2 separate regions of the Homo sapiens genome follow, and region 2 is linked to region 1. The links are chromatin loops, found by intact Hi-C in ENCODE. Cell type or tissue: PC-3. All regions are shown on one strand.

Region 1 (8,000 bases):
GGACGTTTCCACCCCTCCCAACACTATCTAATAAAGACATCATTCGTCACAACTCTAAATTAAAGAAAGCCCGATCAAACCAGAGGGAGACTTCCACACTCCTCCCCTACCCCGTGGAGATTTTTTCTTTTTTCTGCAGTGTCGAACGCTCCATGAAGGGCTCACCAAATCGCCTAACCTCCCGGCTATCTCTCCCAGACGTATAATAAAATTAATAACCTAAAGTTATATATAAATAAGGACAATTTCGTTGCATTTTTCCCCGCAGGAGGTTGCCCTTTTTTCGTTGCCCAAGAGGAAAATGTTCAGGAAACTACTGTCTCAAACCAATCGATTTTAAAGATACAGTATCCTTTTCTCCGTGTAACGATTTATGCGGAAAATAAATCTCCAAGCTCAAGAGCAAATGAAAAGTTTCACCTCTGGTTCCTGCTTGAGGAACAAAGACCAACTGGGCTTGCCGCCTAGGGGAAAGTGGGGCCGTGGGTATGGGCGAGGGGGCATCTGGCCAGGCGTTGGGCACAATGGAGCAGGGGCGAGTGCTTTCAGCATTGGAGTCACCATTCGGGGGCCTTCTTAGATCCGTCAGGCCGGACAACCGTTCGGATTCGGTGGCCGGGAAATAAATAAGCCAATTCCTTTGGTGACTACCCCCCGCGGATTTCCAGACCCTTAGCTAAATCTAGCCACCCAGAAAGGGGAAAGGGGAAAAAGAAACAATCAACCCAGATGCCCCCGGGGAGGCCAGAGCAGGCATGCACTGGAATTGATACCTTGATGGTGGTTTCGGGCAGGTTGAGTGCCGCGGCCAGCTCGCACCGGCGGGGCCGCGACACATAGTTCTCCCGGTAGAACTCCTTCTCCAGGCGCGCGATCTGCTCGCGGGTGAACGCCGTACGGTAGCGCCGCACTTGATCCGCGCCAGAGCCGGAGCCACCCAGCGCCGCGCTCCCGCCGCTGCCTCCGCTGCCTCCATGCAGGCTTCCGAGGCCTGAGCCCGACGCCGACGTCGTGGTGCCGGCAGCCGAGCCGCTCTCTGCGTACCCTGGCAAACAAACGACCAACAGCGCATGAGTGGCTGTAGGACCAACAGCCCGGCGCTGGCGCTGCGCGCGGATCGGGGAAGCCCCGTCAGGAAGGAGAGTCGCTGCCGGAATTGATGGGGTCTGTCATGCTTACAAATTGCTGCCGTTAATGGAATCAATAAAGTTTGGGGAGCCCTTCATAAGCAAATAATAGAAACGGAATTAGGAGATTTCTTTTTTAATAATTAGAAATTTTCAACCAAGGAGGAAAAGTGGCCGAGGGAAAATGCCTACCTCTGGGCGCAGTTTGGGAAGCTCTGGGTTTCCCATGGTCTGGAGACCGCAGGGCAGCTTTTTATACGGCCTCTAACCTTTATCTGAGTCTTCGGGGTTTCAAATATTTTAAGAGTTCCAACACAGCAGTAGCTCAAACCCAAGCCAATAGGGGGTGAAATATACTTTTCAACTCTTTCTCCCGCTGACCTAAACAGAGACGCCGGCGAGGCTTCCTCCGACTTACCCAGAAGAATGCCCCCTCCAGCCCTGAGGGCACAGGGGCAGGGGAGTTCAGAGTAGTTGCCCAGGGTACCTTTCCCAAAAGCAACTCGGCTGCTGACTAGGGGTCTACCGGCTCGCTCGGGCTCTTAGACACGAGCGCAGAAACATTTTCTCGGACTCAGGAGCGAGGGCGGGTGGGCCTGGTGTTCCAGGCTCCGCAGGCCTGAGCCTGGCGGGAAAGCTCAAGGAGCAGAACTGGAAGGCACGGTCCCAGACATGCGTCCCGCCCCCGCCCGTGCTAGCTCGGTGTAGCTTGCCTGTGGAGGGTCTGAGAGGGGAAAAGGCACCGGGAAAGGCTGGCGGGGGCCGCGGAGGAGCAAAGAGGATGGGACTGGAGAGCGCGGTGCGGCCGGCGCGGTTACCTTTGCCATTGTTTTCCTTAAGCTGAGCGGCGCCGAGGCCCCCGGGGGAGCGAAGCGCGGAGCAGCCCACCTCCACGTCGCTGCTCATGTCGGCCTCAGCGGCCGCCTCTGAATAATGGCCCGGCTTCTTGCGGCTCTCGGCGGCGGAGGAGATTTCGGAGGAGACGGTGCTTTCGCTGCCCGTGTGCTGCAGGTTGAACAAAGTGTCTATTTCGAATTTGCCCTTGGCGGGGAGTTCTCCCAGAGCGCTGTGCAGGGGGGCAGACGGCAGGCGCGGGCTTAGGCGAGCCGGGTGCTGCGAATTTTCCAGGGCCTCGAGCACAGCATTGCCAGCCGAGTTGGACAAATTGGAGAATCTCTTGCCCGCCGTAGGGCTGTGCAGCCCTCTCTCCATCAGAATCATCTCTTTTCTTATTCTTTCCATCATCTCAGCTTTCTTAAAAATGTCACAGTGGCCCTGCTGTCCCGTCCTAATGATAGGCTGCGCCTAGGGCTAATTCTCATTCAGCCCCAGCGAACGCCTCTAAATATTATTATCGCTTTCGGAGGGAGGCGGAAAAATTGTGGGATGCCAGAGCGAGGGAATGACTGGTCAAAATGACCCATACATCCTTCCGATCCCGAGATGTCATTCATCAAAAAGTAGCGCCCGCTCGTCATTAAGGTACGAATGACGCTGTTCGAATAATCATTTATTGTAACAGGTTTATAAGCAAATAAATACACCCTCCTGTCAGTGGGTAATGAAGGCAGCTTCAGAGCAGACAAATAGATCCAGGTAGGAGGCGAGAAGAGACAAGTGAGGAGGAAGGCTCCGGTCCTTTGCCCGCTCCGAGCCAGTTCTGCTCGCCCGGGGGTTTGGCCTCGGGGGTGAAATTGACAGTCTGATTAATAGAGCGCGCCGCGGCACATTTCCCCCTTCATTTAGGGGCATCATTACGCTCTCAGTTTGCTAGGTTGCCCCTTAGGTCCTAATCATGCAGCGCCTTCTTCATTTTTCCTTGGACACAGATACGTATTAAATAATAGATAATGGTTTGACTTTCCAGAGTAGGTCCTCGGGAAGGTTTGGTTTTTTTTTTTTTTTTTTTTTTTTTTTTTACCATTTACAAGCTGGGGGCATAAGTGGGGGGAGATAAGGGGGAGGATGCAGGAAGAGTTGCGTAAGGAGAAGACCTTGCGCCTCTCCTATCTGGATTACTTATCTTTCGGATTTCGGAACCAAATATGTATTTTATTTAACAAATAGGACGCCGGAGTTCTTTCCCTCCCTATTTCTTCACCTCAGCCTAAATGCTCTCCTCCCACCCCGGGAGAGAGAGAGAGCGGAAGAGAGGGAGAGAGGGAGAGAGGGAGAAAGGGAGAGGGAGACGGAGTGAGAGAAAGAGAGAGAGAGAGAGAGAGAGAAATAGAAATATCCTAGAGTTTTGAAAGCGCTTTCTTGCTACGTGGCCGCGGAGGTGCATTGGGCCCGCGCCTCCAAACGGAAATCATTAGGTCCTCTCTGATTTTCTAACACCGTCTGCAGAGTGAGATCTGAACTCGAAGTCCCCGGTTTTTTACTTTTATAATCCTGCTGATAGAAAGCCTTCTCGCCTACGCATTTTCCTGAGGGGAAACGAACTAGGCTGGACGATTTGATAGCAGAATTCGACAGCTAACTTTAAACACAGTGGAGATTTACAGCGCCATACGGGCGCTCCGAATCCACGCTCACGTTGCCAGATTTTCCCCTCCCTCCTCAAATAGAATTATTTGCGGCAAAGGCGCTGGATTTCGAGGTCAAAAGAGGAAAGAGGAGACAGCCTTCTTCCCCTACCTCCCCGCTGCCCTCCCTTCCCCTTTGCTTTTCTTCCTTCTCTCTTTCCTCCCCTCATCAACCCCAGCCCCTTACCTGCGGCCACAGGTATTCCCAGCGTTGGGTCCGGGCGCAGAGAGTCGCCGAACAGCCTTACAGCAGCTCTCTGCGGCCTGGGCTTGGAGGCTGAGCCTCTTGGCGACAACTTTGATAGTCATAATGACGCCGGTGGCAACCATTTTAACGAAGATCAATCTTCACTCCAGGCCGCTCCTCATCTCCCGCGGTTGCGCCCACCCTTCCCTGACCCTCCAAGCACTGTGCCCACCCGCCAACGGCCCAGCCGGAGAGAGATTCGCGGACACAGGCGGAGGCGAGGGAGGACGGGGATGGGACGCGGAGGTCCGCCCGTGAGCTTCTGAAGCGGCTGAGAGACCCTGACAATCTGGGCGCTGGGCGCGGGTCCTGCATCCCCACATTTAGCCTCAATCCGAACCCCAACCAGGGCCCCCTCTTCTTTCTGCCGACACACCCAGAACATTGGGGTGTGTTAGGGGGCAAGCTCGAGATCTATTCGCCTATAGCTCTTGGCGCTTTCCTTTTAACCTTAGACCCGTTGGGGGCGCATCAGGAATGTAAGGGGAAGCGAGGTGTGAAGTATATTTATATACATATATACACACATATAGTCAATGCCAAAAGTTTATCTTCTGTTCCCCTCGGCGCCAACTTATTTCAACAACGCGAGCTTTGCTTAGAAAATCAATTCCACATCTTTAAGGTAATAAACGGAAAGCTCGATAGGCAGGCGGTGCCTGGGGGAACGGGGAACCGGCGGGGAACGCAGAGTGGGCATCCAGCGCACCGGGACTGGGACTTGACCCAGCGTCCACCTCTGCCCCTGCCCCATTGGCCACCCAGCTCCGAGCTCCCTGAGTTCTCATTGCGCCGGCTTTGGGGCCATCAGCGCGGTGGGAGTCCAGCCCTGCCAACGCCCCCACCTGCTCCCTCCCTGCTCCGCAGCCCGGATGCCCAATTCTGCCATGCCTGGCAGTCGCTGCTCCTGTGACCCAGGAAGGGTCCCCCTACCCAGTCCTCGCTTGCTCCAGGGACTGAATGGGACACCTTGGTTCAGGCTCGGGTCGTGCTGGGGTGGTGGGGGTGGGAAGTGGTGCGAGACCCTGGCGGGAGTGTGGGTGAACCGAGGCACTGCTTGGGTGGAAATCCGTGGATGCCTTTATTGCTGTCGTTTGGCGCCCCCATCTGTTTTCCTCGCGGTTTCGGCTGCTGTGAGTTGGTTTTCAAGTCGGAGACGCAGTCACTGGGGACTAAGGTGAGGACTGACGACCCCTTCCTCTATCACTCAGCCCGAGGCTCTCCCACATCTTCCCTTCCTCTGGGACCCGACGCCTCTGGTCCCAAAGGCTGCGCCAAACCGGACCTCAGTCTGTCGAAAGGGAAAACACTATTTCTCAGCAGCACCTTCATTCATTAGTGGCTTTGAAAACTATTTTTGCACCTTTTAAATGACACTGATAGTGCATTTCTAGCACGTTTATTACAAAAAACATGTCAGAGACATGTCAGCGAAACTACTCACAGTAAAAGACACCTATAATGTTTCCACTAAACTGGGTGTAGCAGGCAATAATGTTTCATGAGGTACAGTGACCATTCCATTCCAATATTTAATGTCCCTTAATTTATTTAGAGATTCCACGCCCACTAGTAGTAATATTGGCTAACTTATACAAAACTCTTACTTTGCAATTCCAAGTGCTTTTTACATGTTATCTCAGCTAAGGTTCACAGTAACTCTGTGAGATTTAAACTATTATCCCTTTTCCAGAGATTATGAGCCAGAGGGGTTCAGGGACTTGTGATTTAAACTTATCTCCGATGATAAAGTCAAAAGTGTTGTTTAAAGCCTTGGGCAGCATTTTTTAGGTTAATTCTCTCATTTTGCATATGCCTTATGTAAATACAGGCCTACCTCAAAAACATTGAACCTATATAGAGGGTAGTAAGAAGAGTGCAGTTCTGTTGATTTGTGTGTGTATTTTGTTGTAGTTGTTGTTGGTGGTGGTTTTTGTTTGTTTTGTTTGTTTGTTTGTCTGTTTGTTTTTGAGACAGAGTCTCACACCGTTGCCCAGGCTGGAGTGCAATGGCAAGATCTCAGCTCACCGCAACCTCCGCCTCCCGGGTTCAAGCGATTTTCCTGCCTCAGCCTCCTGAGCAGCTGGGATTACAGGCATACGCCACCACGCCCGGCTAATTTTTGTAGTTTTAGTAGAGACAGGATTTCACCAAGTTGGCCGGGCTGGTCTCGAACTCCTACCTCAGGTGATCCGCCTGTCTCGACCTTCCAAAGTGCTGGGATTATAGGCGTGAGCCACTGCGCCCCTCCCTGTTGATGCTTTTTGATGAAATACCCAAACTTGCACGTCTCCCAGAATGTGAAGGCCAAGGCTGGGAACAGGCCTGTCAAATGTTCCGGGTGGTTTGATGCAGCCTCTGTGACCGTCAAGGCCTCTTACCCACTACCAAGGTACAGAACCCACTAGATAAAACAAGTCAAGAATCCAACCCAAGCCCGCATGCTTTGGCAGAAATTTTTAAGATGGGGTGGGGAGTACAGGAAGGACTTCCTTCGCATGGACTGAAAAGCCCTTTTTGTTCTAAAGGAGTAATGACTTTGAAGAGGCCTAATTTTTTGGTTAGGTTTCCAGACTAAATATTTGTTTCTTGAGCAGCAGCGGGTCCTCTGAGGTGAAGTGGTAAACACTTTTGGCCTATGACTGCAGGTAATAAAAATCTGTCCGGGCTGCCCGAGGGGAGGGGCGCCGGTAAAGCCGTAGCTGCAGCGAAGCCCCGCGTCTGCCGCTGCCGGAGCCTGGCTCTCCTCTTACGCGGGGGGCTGCGGGCAATTGGGGCCGACAACTTGCGGTCCCGCCTTGGGACGCATGCTTGCTCGAGAGCTGGGGCTGCAGGGTGCAGTGGGACAGTAGGACCGCGAAAGCCTGGGCTTCGAGCCTCGGGCTCCCTGTCTTCAGGCGAAGTGCGGTTTCCACGGGTGCAGGTTTCGCTGCATAAGGGAAGACTCAGATTTCGAGCCCTCGGCAGGCCAGCTTCTAGCTCTCTGTCCCTTCCGGGTCTCTCCGGTTGCTTCTGTCTTTCCTCCTCCCACTCCCGTCGCAATCCCGCGCCCCACGGAGGAAGGTCGTGGTGCGGGAGTTGGGGGATACTTTCTTCCTGGGCTCGGTCTACGCAGACCCATCGCCTGCCTCGAGTTCCTGTGCCCTCAGACGCCACGGGAAAACTTGCAGGGACATCTAGCGCCAGGCGTGGGGAACTGCGCGCCGCCGGGCCGGGAAGTGGAGCCGAACACTGCCCCTCCGCCTCCCTTTCGGCTCCCCCCTTCGTGCTTGGGCACTTTCCTCACCTTCATCCCTTTGCCCTGCCGGTAAGGACAATGTGGATTCCCCATAGAGACAATGGACTCTGCGGAATGGAGATAGGTAGGTAGACAGACATTTTCTTTTATCTCAAGCTACCGACAGAGTGAGAATTTACTGGACTTCCCAGTAGTTTTGCTAGGGAAGTGTATTCCAAGGACAACCCCTCACCTTGAAATGTCGGATAAAACTTCAGCAAATTAGGGTCCCAGCTTTTATTTTCCAAAAAAAGGCAACAAGTTACTCTGGGCCTCTGGCTCCTGCCCCACCCTCCTGCGTCCCTTTCACAGTGAGATTAGTGCTTCTCTTCAAAGGAAAGAATCCTCACTGTGTTTAATTTTTTCCAAGGCTGGAGAAGTTCTCTCCATCCCAAAGAAGGGCCCGCTGTCCTGCATGAGGCAAACCTGGTTCCACCAAATAATGTTTCTGATTTGGAGGGGGTTTGGAACTGTTGTTGCTGCAAACGATTTTCATTTGATAAAGCCTAATCGTGTTGTGAAACCCAAACGGAATATGTCTCAAAGGTAGAAAGTACTCAAATGTGGCTTCCACTGTCTAGCTGTTGCTAGGGTCCCCTTTTTTCACAATAGGTTTGGTTTGTTGTTGTTGTTGTTGTTGTTGTTTCTTTTGATATCTCCAGGCTGAGTAAAACTGGGTGTTGCCTGGAGAGGGAAAATTAGCTCCAAAGTTGGCAGAACACAGATTTGGTTAAGAACACTGTCCAGCCACTTCTGCTAGACTTAAGATTTTACTTTGGAATTAAGACTCTATTTCTACACCAAATATTTGGCTTCTTACAAGT
Region 2 (8,000 bases), 120 kb before region 1:
ACCCAGAATTTCATATCCAGCCAAACTAAGCTTCATAAGTGAAGGAGAAATAATATCCTTTACAGACAAGCAAATGCTGAGAGACTTTGTCACCACCAGGCCTGCCTTACAAGAGCTCCTGAAGGAAGCACTAAACATGGAAAGGAACTAACGGTACCAGCCACTGCAAAAACATGCCAAATTGTAAAGACTATTGATGTTTGGAAGAAACTGCGTCAACTAACAAGCAAAATAACCAGCTAACATCATAACGACAGGATCAAATTCACATATAACAATATTAACCTTAAATGTAAATGGGCTAAATGCCCCAATTAAAAGACACAGACTGGCAAACTGGATAGAGTCAAGACCCATCAGTGTGCTGTATTCAGGAAACCCATCTCATGTGCAGAGACACATATAGGCTCAAAATAAAGGGATGGAGGAAGATCTACCAAGCAAATGGAAAACAAAAAAAAAAGCAGGGGTTACAATTCTAGTCTGTGAGAAAACAGACTTTAAACCAACAAAGATCAAAAGAGACAAAGAAGGCCATTACATAATGGTAAAGGAGTCAATTCAACAAGAAGAGCTAACTATCCTAAATATATATGCACCCAACACAGGAGCACCCAGATTCATAAGGTAAGTCCTTAGCAACCTACAAAGAGACTTACACTCCCACACAATAATGGGAGACTTTAACACCCCACTGTCAATATTAGACAGATCAACGAGACAGAAGGTTAACAAGGATATCCACGACTTGAACTCAGCTCTGCACCAAGCTGCCTTAATAGGGATCTACAGAACTCTCCACCCCAAATCAACAGAATATACATTCTTCTCAGCATCACATCGCACTTACTCCAAAATTGATCACATAGTTGGAAATAAAGCACTCCTCAGCAAATGTAAAAGAACAGAAATCACAACAAACTGTCTCTCAGACCAGGGTGCAATCAAATTAGAACTCAGGATTAAGAATCTCACTCAAAACCACACAACTACATGGAAACTGAACAACCTGCTCCTGAATGACTACTAGGTAAATAACAAAATGAAGGCAGAAATAAAGATGTTCTTTGAAATCAATAAGAACAAAGACACAACATATCAGAATCTCTGGGACACATTTAAAGCAGCGTGTAGAGGGAAATTTATAGCACTAAATGCCCACAAGAGAAAGCAGGGAAGATCTAAAATCGACACGCTAACAACACAATTAAAAGAACTAGAGAAGCAAGAGCAAACACATTCAAAAGCTAGCAGAAGGCTAGAAATAACTAAGATCAGAGCAGAACTGAAGGAGATAGAGACACAAAAAAACCCTTCAAAAAATCAATGACTCCAGGAGCTGGTTTTTGAAAAGACCAGCAAAATAGATAGACCACTAGCAAGACTAGTAAAGAAGAAAAGAGAGAAGAATCAAATAGACACAATAAAAAATGATAAAGGGGATATCACCACTGATCCCACAGAAATACAAACTACCATAAGAGAATACTATAGACACCTCTATGCAAATAAACTAGAAAATCTAGAAGAAATGGATAAATTCCTGGACACATACACCCTCCCAAGACTAAACCAGGAAGAAACTGAATCCCTGAATAGACTAATAACAGGCTCTGAAATTGAGGCAATAATAGCCTACCAACCAAAAAAATTACAGGACCAAATGAATTCACAGCTGAATTCTACCAGAGGTACAAAGAGAAGCTGGCACCATTCCTTCTGAAACTATTCCAAACAATACAAAAGGAGGGAATCCTCCCTAACTCATTTTATGAGGCCAGCATCAGCCTGATACCAAAGCCTGGCAGAGACACAACAAAAAGAAGTTTAGACCAATATCCCTGATGAACATCGATGCGAAAATCCTGAATAAAATACTGGTGAACTGAATCCAGCAGCACATCAAAAAGCTTATGCATGATGATCAAGTTGGCTTCATCCCTGGGATGCAAGGCTGGTTCAACATATGCAAATCAATAAATGTAATCCATCACACAAACAGAACCAAAGACAAAAACCACATGATTATCTCAATAGATGCAGAAAAGGCCTTCGACAAAATTCAACAGCCCTTCATGCTAAAAACTCTCAATAAACTAGGTATTGATGGGACGTGTCTCAAAATAATAAGAGCTATTTATGACAAACCTACAGCAAATATCATATTGAATGGGCAAAAACTGGAAGCATTCCCTTTGAAAACTGGCACAAGGCAGGGATGCCCTCTCTCACCACTCCTATTCAACATAGGGTTGGAAGTTCTGGCCAAGGCAATCAGGCAGGAAAAAGAAATAAAGGGTATTCAATTAGGAAAAGAGGAAGTCAAATTGTCCCTTTTTGCAGATGACATGCTTGTGTATTTAGAAAACCCCATCATCTCAGCCCAAAATCTCCCTAAGCTGATAAGCAATTTCAGCAAAGTCTCAGGATACAAAATCAATGTGCAAAAATCACAAGCATTCTTATACACCATTAACAGACAAACAGAGAACCAAATCATGAGTGAACTCCCATTCACAATTGCTTCAAAGAGAATAAAATACCTAGGAATCCAACTTACAAGAGATGTGAATGACCTCTTCAAGGAGAACTACAAACCACTACTCAACGAAATAAAAGAGGACACAAACAAATAGAAGAACATTCCATGCTCATGGATAGGAAGAATCAATATCGTGAAAATGGACATACTGCCTAAGGTAATTTATAGATTCAATGCCATCCCCATCAAGCTACCAGTGACTTTCTTCGCAGAATTGGAAAAAACTATTTTAAAGTTCATATGGAACCAAAAAAGAGCCTGCATTGCCAAGACAATCCTAAGCAAAAAGAACAAAGCTGGAGGCATCACACTTCCTGACTTCAAACTATACTACAAGGCTACAGTAACCAAAACAGCATGGTACTCGTACCACAACAGATATATAGACCAATGGAACAGAACAGAGGCCTCAGAAATAACACCACACATCTACAACCATCTGATCTTTGACAAACCTGACAAAAACAAGAAATGGGGAAAAGATTCCCTGTTTAATAAATGGTGCTGGGAAAACTGGCTAGCCATATGCAGAAAGCTGAAACTGCATCCCTTCCTTACACCTTATACAAAAATTAATTCAAGATGTATTAAAGACTTAAATGTTAGACCTAAAACCATAAAAAACCTAGAAGAAAACCTAGGCAATACCATTCAGGACACAGGCATGGGCAAGGACTTCATGTCTAAAACACTAAAAGCAATGGCAACAAAAGCCACAATAGACAAATGGGATCTAATTAAACTAAAGAGCTTCTGCACAGCAGAAGAAACTACCATCAGACTGAACACGCAATCTACAGAATGGGAGAAAATTTTTGCAATCTACCCATCTGACAAAGGGCTAATATCCAGAATCTACAATGAACTCAAACAAATTTACAAGAAAAAAACAAACAACCCCATCAAAAAGTGGGCGAAGGACATGAACAGACACTTCTCAAAAGAAGACATTTATGCAGCCAAAAAACACATGAAAAAATGCTCATCATCACTGGCCATCAGAGAAATGCAAATCAAAACCACAATGAGATACCATCTCACACCAGTTAGAATGGCAATCATTAAAAAGTCAGGAAACAACAGGTGCTGGAGAGGATGTGGAGAAATAGGAACACTTTTACACTGTTGGTGGGACTGTAAACTAGTTCAACCCTTGTGGAAGTCAGTGTGGCGATTCCTCAGGGATCTAGAACTAGAAATACCATTTGACCCAGCCATCCCATTACTGGGTATATACCCAAAGGACTATAAATCATGCTGCTATAAAGACACATGCAGATGTATGTTTATTGCGGCATTATTCACAATAGCAAAGACTTGGAACCAACCCAAATGCCCAACAATGATTGACTGGATTAAGAAAATGTGGCACATATACACCATGGAATACTATGCAGCCATAAAAAATGATGAGTTCATGTCCTTTGTAGGGACATGGATGAAATTGGAAATCATCATTCTCAGTAAACTATCACAAGAACAAAAAACCAAACACTGCATATTCTCACTCATAGATGGGAATTGAACAATGAGAACACATGGATACAGGAAGAGGAACATCACACTCTGGGGACTGTTGTGGGGTGGTGGCGGGGGAGGGATAGCATTGGGAGATATACCTAATGCTAGATGACAAGTTAGTGGGTGCAGTGCACCAACATGGCACATATATACATATGTAACTAACTTGCACATTGTGTACATGTACCCTAAAACTTAAAATATAATAAATAAATTAATTAATTAAAAAAAAAGAAAAGAACAAAGACAAAAGTCATTGCAAACTCAGAATATCTTTTCCCATGCCAGTCTGGGGAATATTTTATGTAACCACTTAATATAATGACGGTTAAAATTTTATATAACATTTAATGATGTAATAGTAATGACTTCATTAATAATATGGTAATACAAGCTCAAAAATAGTTAACATTACACAGCGATAATTCAATTTTCATTTTTCTTATTTCTAAATTATTTTATTCTAAAGTGTTATTTTAGAAAAAACAAAATTTCACAGAAATCATAACATTTTTCAAAAATAAAACATAAAAATGTAAGGATTTTCATAATAACAGATATTCCAAGAGACTATTATTTGAAAGTGGGAAATATTTACAAAATATTGATGAAATTATTTAAATTTTAAAAGATTAAAACCAATGATATATTTAATCTCAATACATATTTGACATCCTAACTTAACATATTCCCATAAAATCAAAATGAAATAAAATTATTGCCATCCACCCTAAGTCATATCCCAAATTACCAAATATAAATTTACACAGAAGCATTCTACATAAGTTTTTGCACACCTCCAACACACTTTTGAACTCACTTGGGTAATTATGGATCTTTCCAACAGCAGCAGCAGTTTCTACTAAGTTATTTACCTTGTCCAGGTCTTGCAGTTACAGCTGCTCCAGCAGATGGCGGCTCACACTCCTGTCAATTATAATAATGTTATTACAGTGACCTATTACAATGTGTAATTTATAATAAAATAGTAGTGATATCACAGTCTTACCTTTGCTTTCTTTGAGTCCGGATCAAACCTTTCAAGAATTAATTTAGCCGTCTTGTAAGTTTCTTTTTCCATGACTTCTTCAAGCTACGAACAAAAATTTCCATAAATTGTCACACTTCAAAACACACACTACTTATTTGTATAAGTCCTATTCAAAAAGGTTTAAATATCCTTAATATATCCAAATAGAATGAAAGACTTCCTACATTCGAATAATTAAAATCCAGATTTTAAAATGGCTTCTAACCTCTAATATGTTACTTGTACTTAACAGTTTTACTGCAAGGAAATACCAAATATTGCTAATTGTTTACATATAATGAGGAGAATAATTACATGCACCAACTTCAATAATGGAATGTGCAAAAATCTATCAGCCATCATTATTGGAAGTTATTAGACATGACAAGCAAATGACAGGCAATTCCTCAGATTTATTTCCTCATAGCACTTAATGCTATTAATTTAAAGAAGGTCGTTAGCCAAGAGCTTTACAAAATAAAATCTCTGTGCCAATTAACTGCTGTCAGCATCGATTTTAGATTATTTATTAGCAGAAGCAATTAGCTTGCTGCAAATGCAGTGAAAACTCACTAACTGGGAGAACAGCCATGGAATTTGCTCAAATGACTTTAAAAGATAACCCTCACCTCTTTTTTACTTAGACTCAAACAACTTTAGAGGAAAAAACTGAGCACAGAATTTAAGCAAAAATTTTACTGAGTTCTATGTTCACACTAGGGACTATAATTAAATCACTTCATTATTGTAACGTTTTATTTACCATGCACTCAAGTCACTTTATAACTTAATACATGGGTTTAACTTAAAATATAATCACTAGTAAAGTATCACTAGCAGTTACGGCTAGTTCAACATCAGAAAAAGTTGAACTTTAGTACAAGACAGTCATAGTAATGACAAATTACCTAATATGTAGGATAAAGTGCTTTTGCAAAAATTGGAAAAGAACCTTTTCTTTCTCAGTGACCACTGATAACCACTAAGATTCATTAAATGTCATATTCATTCCAAAGGACATTTATTTTAAAATGCAACCCAAAGCACATTTACTGAGTTAAAAATATGCTGCCACAATAGCAGTTAACAGATTCCTCATTAAACACTCAATTCGACATTTAAGAGGTAGGTACTTAGATGAATGATTTATTAGCCTTGCCTTGGTTTAATGAAACTAAAATATTTTCCTATTTCAAAATTATTATAAATTCTCAAAATAAACAAGTTGACTTTTCTGATGTAAAGGAGATGTTTATAGTATCACTTTAGAGTTAGAAAAAAAAAAACTAGGAACAGAGGTAGAAAGAGGGCATAATAAAATACATCCCCAAATCAACATAATCTACATGGAATATCAAAGAAGCAAATCCCTGATCTCTACACATTAGACTTTTGATTTTTTAGCAGTGTTGTGCAGTAAAACTTTATGTAATGATGAAAATGGTCTATGTCAGCGTAATAGTAGCCACTAAGCCCTATGTGATAAATGAGCACTTAAAATGTTGCTTGTGCAACTGGGGAACTGAATTTGTACTTTTGTTTTGTTTCATTTTGTTTTGTTTTAGATGGAGTCTCACTCTGTCACCCAGGCTGGAGTGAGTGGTTTCGGCTCACTGCAGCCTCCACCTCCCAGGTTCAAGCGATTCTCTGCCTCAGGCTCCCAAGTAGCTAGGATTACAGATGCGCGCCACCACACCCGGCTAGTTTTTGTATTTTTAGTAGAGACGAGGTTTCGCCATGTTGGCCAGGCTGGTCTCGAACTCTTGGCCTCAAGTGATCCACATACCTCAGCCTCCCAAAGTGCTGGGATTACAGGTGTGAGCCACTGCGCCCAGCTGTAGTTTTATTTCATTTTAAATAATGTAAATGTAAACAGTCATACTGATTTGGACAGATAACTCTAGACTAAAACTACTACTAGGTTTAAAAAGATTAAACTGTGATCTTTAAAACAACACACAAAACTCCAAACCAAAATGCTACTTTATCGAATGATTGCATTCCTGGTAGATTATTCAGCAAGTATTCAAGTGTATCTATGTTTTTATTTATCTTAAATAAAATCAGTTTTTAAGTACTAAAAGATACAAATCTATTTCCCATTTTTTGCATTTACTTCTAACAAAATATTTTCATATAATAGCTTAATTAACACACATCCATACAACATTTAAGTAATAATATGTTTTAAATACACTGTTCAGTGCAAAGAACATGAATTTGAAACTTCAAAGTGAGAAAAGATCTGGGTTCAACGCACATTTCTATTCTTAGAAGATTGTTAGCACTTTGTCAGCCTCAGTTTCTCCTCTGCATAGATATTTTAATACTTTCTTCATAGCACTACTGTGCAATTTAAAAAAATATAATGTAGGAGAAAGAGTCCACAACAGTGCCTAAAATATTAACATAATTTTCAGAGACATCTCAATTACTCAGAATGGGCCTGAAACAAACTATTTCCAAAAACTCAACATATTAACCTCAAGATTCAGGAACAAGAAACTAGAATTCTTGAGAATTCTCTCATTCAAGCTTGTCCAACCCTTAGCCACCAGCCACATGTGGCCCAAGATAGCTTTGAATGCAGCCCAAAACAAATTCGTAAACTTTAAAACATTATAACATTTTTTTGCAATTTTTTATTTTTGAGCTCATCAGCTATCGTTAGTGTTAAAGAATGAATCATTTTTCTGTAATACGGTTGTACTAAAGGTTTTAGGGGCTTTTTTATTTTAAAAGATAGAATAATAAATACATGATTCTATTAAGAGTCAACATTGTGATGAGTTATATTTCTATAACATGTAAAAATTATTTCTACTGGATACAGCCATTACATCATAGAAAACATTAAAAGGGCACACTAGCACAAAATAAATGTGAAAAAAACTTTTTAAGTTTTGA

Evidence for each region. A loop is a pair of places that touch in the nucleus more often than their neighbours do. Peaks named below come from ENCODE experiments on the same cell type or tissue, not always from the same donor. Only the 100,000 strongest peaks of a DNase experiment are listed, where the experiment ranks them.
Region 2: it touches region 1 in a loop (19-fold over the local background); 8 of 110 quality-filtered maps call a loop at or near these places.

What each region holds. Positions count from the first base shown.
Region 1 is chr2:176,081,405-176,089,404 of GRCh38, forward strand. EVX2 (even-skipped homeobox 2) reads right to left here and starts at 2,558. Exons shown (of 3, transcript NM_001080458.2): 1 at 1,946-2,558; 2 at 774-1,045. The coding sequence starts at 2,372. It also overlaps a transcript of HOXD13 not described here. RefSeq lists enhancers at 1,317-1,932, 4,383-5,207. In PC-3, CTCF peaks have their summits at 4,995, 7,090 and 7,289; no DNase peak of the experiment used is centred here; H3K4me3 peaks cover 1,931 bases; H3K27me3 peaks cover 3,092 bases.
Region 2 is chr2:175,959,434-175,967,433 of GRCh38, forward strand. LNPK (lunapark, ER junction formation factor) reads right to left here. Exons shown (of 13, transcript NM_030650.3): 7 at 5,073-5,156; 8 at 4,939-4,990. Among named protein-coding and RNA genes, the nearest start is that of LNPK, 39 kb to the right of the region's middle. In PC-3, a CTCF peak has its summit at 4,968 (motif pointing right); no DNase peak of the experiment used is centred here.